2 separate regions of the Mus musculus genome follow, and region 2 is linked to region 1. A link is a loop called in an ENCODE intact Hi-C map of the cell type or tissue named here. Cell type or tissue: gastrocnemius. All regions are shown on one strand.

Region 1 (2,500 bases):
ACCGCAGTGTCCCGGAGCGCTGCTGTCTCCGTGTTGTCCACGATCACTGGAAATGGGGAATTGGGGTCCGGATAGTGTATTCCCTGAGCCAGCAGAGCCAAAAGCTAAGCTTACCCCTTTCCCGGTGTACACACCCTCTCCCGGGAGATTTTCAACCAACACCACCTTCACTGGTGTCCGGTCCCACTCTCCTGGGTATTCCCCTCAGGCCTCCCTCTGCTTGGTAAAAAGTGAGTTTGGTGTGTGTCGTTCGCGTGGCTGTCATTAAGGCAGTCTGTTATTGTGCGAGGCTGAATCAGTGGCTCTTTGTGCGCTCAGCTGTATGGTAATGCAGACAGCACCTGCTCTCTGCACAATGCGGAGAGAAAGAGCTCCCCTCCGCGCACGCCGCGGCCTCTGCGACAATGTCCGGCACATGTTTGAAAGACTCCCCCCACCTCACCCCCCAACACATAACCTTTACACAACCGTCACCTTATTAGGTTTTTACACATCCATCAGACACTAGAACTTTTGTTTTCTTTTTTTTCTTTTTTTTTTTTTAAGGGAAATGAGTTTATTGGGAGGGCCCAGGACACACGTATCACAATGAATTACCTAAACGGCTCCCCTGGTTACAAGCTCCAGAGAAAAGTAAATGGAGATATAGTCTCTGACTTAGCACCTAGCTTTGTGTTGAGCATGCCATGAGCTGTATATTCCCATCTTTAGAGGGGCCTCTTTACTCCACCCCCACCACCTAGGCAGCTTCATTAGAATCCCGAGGTGTGATTCTTGGAGCTAGTGTTCCTTTGATTGTAGCACAGCCCCTAGGGTGTACCTGACAGGTGTCCTCACTGTAGGTGTTGCTGTCCTGTTGGTGAGAATGAGCCCTGTCCTGGCAGAGTAGCTTGATCATTTAGGCCAGTATCTGGAGCAAGATGTATATAATGCACAGAAAGAGAGGAAAACCTTCGCATGCCCAGAGAAACACTGCTAACAAGAATCTAGCAGTTACTGGGCAGAATCATCTGTGTTGGGCCATCTGGCAACTGAAATTACAGCTCCTTTTCTGATGACCCAGCCTGCCTACTGCTACCCTGTCTCCCAAACACTTTCAAAGTTTCAGAATCAACAGGAATTTCTGCACTTCACGTCGTCATCGCCAACTCACAGACAATCAAAGAGTTAACCAAAAAGCCATGTGTATAATACTCAAGGCTGAGGTGAGAAAGGCAGGGTTAGATCCCACTTTTTAAAAAACCTGTTTATTATAGAACAAATGGAGGCTTCAAAAGATACTGACACCCCTAAGGCACACCCCCATGGCCGTGGCAAAAACAGTCCCTGTCCTTTGTAAACTGTGTAGGGATTTGCTACATCACCACAAGGCTGGGCTAGCTTGAATCCTAACTTAATCTTGCCACCTAGTGTTAGGATTCCTTTTTCACTAGCTAATGTTTCCTGGGAAAGTTACTTTCTGAGAACTCTGTTTCTCAGAGCTCTGAAGCTGCTCTCTGTTGGGACTTGGGAGTGGGACTCAGGTGACAGGGGGTTCCTACAGCAGAGGGGATTCAAAGAAGAAAAGAAACAAGGTCAGATGCAGACTCCTCTGTGCCTTCGAGATTACAAGAAGAAATGAAATATCAGGAACCTTTTAATTAGAAGATGGAAGTGGAAACCAGGCTTGTTTGAATGCCTGTTTAGAAAACTGGAAATGAAAAGTTTCACGCGCAAGGGCTTAGACCCTGAGAGGGGTGGACTTGTCCCAAATCTTGAACAAACCCCCCTTAGTATTAAGTATTTGTTAAATTGACATGGCACAGATTTCTCGATTACAGTGGCAAAGCAGTTCTGAAAGGCATCGTAAAATCCATCAGAATCCTGCCCAACGCATTCATTCTTTTCCAACTTAATTTATGCCACACCATTCTGTATTGGGGAAATCAAGCAGAAAGCTCTTTTTTTCCTCCCTCCTACTCCTTCTGCTCTTCTTCTTCCTCCTCCTCATCCTCCTGTTTCCCCATTCTCAATCGTCCACCCCTAAGTTGGTTCCTATTCCCTTCTCTTTCAAACACAGAGCTAACGGGGAGACTGTTTAACTTCAGTGATTCTATAGGAGCCTGTTGTAGTTTAACTCCTGCGTACCAGTAGCTGAGAGGAACAAAGGACAGACTCGAGGTCCAGCTATTCATCCTTTCTTTGCACTTTAATTTTCATTGATTGGGAAGACAAGGGGAGCCCTTAGGGATTCGAGCCGGGAGGGGGATGACACGCCTTTAGACGCCATCAGCCCCCTAGCCAGCCATCTGCTCCGAACCAAATGGCGTTTTTTCACTCCCTAACTGCATGTCTCTATACTCCCACAGCTAAGCACTCAGAACCCCCCAAATGCAGGAGGGAGCTTAAGCCAGAGTATGTTAAATAGATTTGCCTGAATGTTGGCCTAGCCAACAGATTTCCCCTCCCCACACACCATAAATCCTCACCTTCACCATTAGAAGAAAGAAGGAAACTTTCT
Region 2 (2,500 bases), 190 kb before region 1:
CTCTCTCCCCTGAGTGTGTGTGTCTCATTTCTCACTGTCTCTGATCCCTCTCTCTTTCTCTCTGGCCTCTCTCTCTCTCTCTTTCTCTCTCTCTCTCTCTTTCTCTCTCTCTCTCCCTCCCATGTTCTCTCTTCAAGTGTTCTCATCCGGCCTCTTTTTTCTTCTCTCTTCTCTCTCTGCTCTCTCTGTCTCTCTGTCTCTCTCTCTTGTGCTCGCACACTTGCACTTCCTCTTCTTCTTTTTTACTTTCTTCGCCTCTACTCCCTTCTCACGCCCCCAAATAAACTTCACTTTATACTAGTACAGTTATATGGCTGATACCTGGGTGGAGTTGGGGCAGGAGAAGGCCTCAGCATGGGACTGCTAAGGTACCCCTCCCACCACATCATACCATGTTTTACAAAGCATATCAGAAATTCCAACAGGAATTAAATAAATGCTCCCCTCACCAGGGTCCTACACATCGTTTCTTCCTTAAGTGAGTTTGAGTATATAAATTTTGAAAGATACTGTTATGGGTTGAATCTAAAATATTCCTCAAGGTTTATGTTAAAGGCTTGGCTTCCAGCAGATGGGGTCTTAGAAGGCGATTGGATCAGGAATACTCTGACTTCATCCGTCGGTTAATCTATAGATGACTTTTCCATTTGCTGGTATTTTTGGAGCTAGTGGAAACTAGGAGGTAGTCCTAGTGGGTAGAGGTATGCCACAAGAGGTAGGCTTTTCAAGTGCATGTCTCAAATTCCTGGTTCCTGCTGCTCTGTCATTGCCTATCCACCATGATGTTCTGCCCTGCCACTGCCCAAAAGCAATAGAATTAGTTGACCATAGCCCAAAACCTCTGAAAATGTAAGCCAAAATTAATACTCTCTCTTTAAGCTGATTATCTTAAGTATTTTGCCATGCAGATATATATGTTGAAAAAAAAAGATCTTCCTTAAACAAAACAAACAAACAAACAAACAAAAAGATTGAGAGACTACGACTAATGGAGAGACAGTTATTGAACCTTTAAATTCAGGGTGAAGGCAGGCAAAGAGTTACACACCAAGAAGCAGAAGAAGGCAGTTAGCATGTTTCCACTTGGCCATCCATTAGCCAACCAATTTCTGTGAGACACTGCCCTCTCTTCACAGCTAGAGCTCAGGGAGCGGCACATGTGGATGCTACCCTCGTTTACAGAATTCTTGAGGTCACCCTGAAGGTCGAGGGAGAGATAGCACCCTGTCTGAACATTGAGCTAGTGACCGATGAGAAAGGATTACTGGTTGTCACCCTGCAGTGCGAACATCACCCCAAGAGTTCTACTAGGCTTCTGGCTCTCTGGGCTCCCAGATCCATCTTCCTGCCGCACATCAGCCCCATGGCCCAGCAGCAGATGTTCTCCTGGGAATAAGGTGTGAACACCAGAAAGTGAAGGAGAAGCAAGCGATGGACCACAAGAGGACACTGTAGCTGCAGGAGGGATGCCCTGGCTTGGGCCTGGGCAGACCACAAGGCAGGGAAGGGTGGGGCAGCTATGGGTAATGTAACCAGAGGGAGCCACAGTCCAGAGTCAGTAAGGTCACCCAGAGAGAGATGTGTGTGTGCACAGGGATCCCAGAGCAGCCGCTGCTGAAGTGTGTGGAGCACAGGGCTGGTGACTTTGCTCCCCACCCCGGTTTGCTACATTTTCCTCTGAGAACAAGAAAGAAGTGGCGTGTTAGACTTGATGGACGGAATTCAATCCATATTTATGTTACTGATTTCCATGCCACGGTGGGGGAGAGTGGGCTCTGTTTACCTGCCAGCGACAGATCTGACCTTCATCCTGAGCCTCTGGAAACGTTTTCCTAAGTAAGCATGAGAAGTTGCAGCTGCCAGCAGTGTCTGCCTTGCAAAAAAAAAAGGTTTTTGTGCCAGATTATCAGCTTGCAGGTAAGCAGCCACCGTGGGCTCTCACTTCTCTGCCTGTATCCCATTGTGTAAGCATCCCCTTTGCCCTTTGTTTCCTCCTTGAACCCTTGTCTGACCACAACCACTTTCCACATCCCCCCCCCCCAAGCCCCCGCAGGCACTCTGACACTGATGGAGGTCAGGTAGGTGGAGGCAAGTATAGGTGAGAGGCATATGAGAGAAAGAAAGGGTCAGTGGAAGAGCTGGGGAGGTGAGCAGTTAGCAGATACCAGCACACCTTGTGGTCATCTCTGCCCACAGCACCAATCGGAACCTTAGCAAGGGACCTTCGTGGGGTCTCAGAGTGCAGAAGCTTGAATATCAGCCTCTGTCATTCCTTGTGTGACTAGAGATAGTGCCTTTGGATACATGGGAAGTAACTGGACCCCTCCCCGGCTATGGATCCTAGCAGATCATTCTGGCATATTCCATGATTCCTCAGCAACTTAGTGTAACTGGCACATGCTAGCATTGGTTTGTGTACCTTGTGCTGGCTGTTGCTGTTCTTGTTCTTCAGAAAGCATGCAGGTGATTAACTGCGCTGTCAGGAAAGGGACTCACACAG

The links. A loop is a pair of places that touch in the nucleus more often than their neighbours do. Peaks named below come from ENCODE experiments on the same cell type or tissue, not always from the same donor. Only the 100,000 strongest peaks of a DNase experiment are listed, where the experiment ranks them.
Region 2: it touches region 1 in a loop (11-fold over the local background); 12 of 42 quality-filtered maps call a loop at or near these places.

The regions. Positions count from the first base shown.
Region 1 is chr17:15,376,744-15,379,243 of GRCm38, forward strand. It overlaps a transcript of Dll1 not described here. Among named protein-coding and RNA genes, the nearest start is that of Dll1, 2.2 kb to the left of the region's middle. In gastrocnemius, a CTCF peak has its summit at 1,401 (motif pointing left); DNase peaks (open chromatin) are centred at 333 and 1,327; H3K4me3 peaks cover 973 bases; H3K27ac peaks cover 651 bases.
Region 2 is chr17:15,182,465-15,184,964 of GRCm38, forward strand. No RefSeq gene overlaps it. Among named protein-coding and RNA genes, the nearest start is that of Gm35502, 11 kb to the right of the region's middle. In gastrocnemius, a CTCF peak has its summit at 1,462 (motif pointing right); no DNase peak of the experiment used is centred here.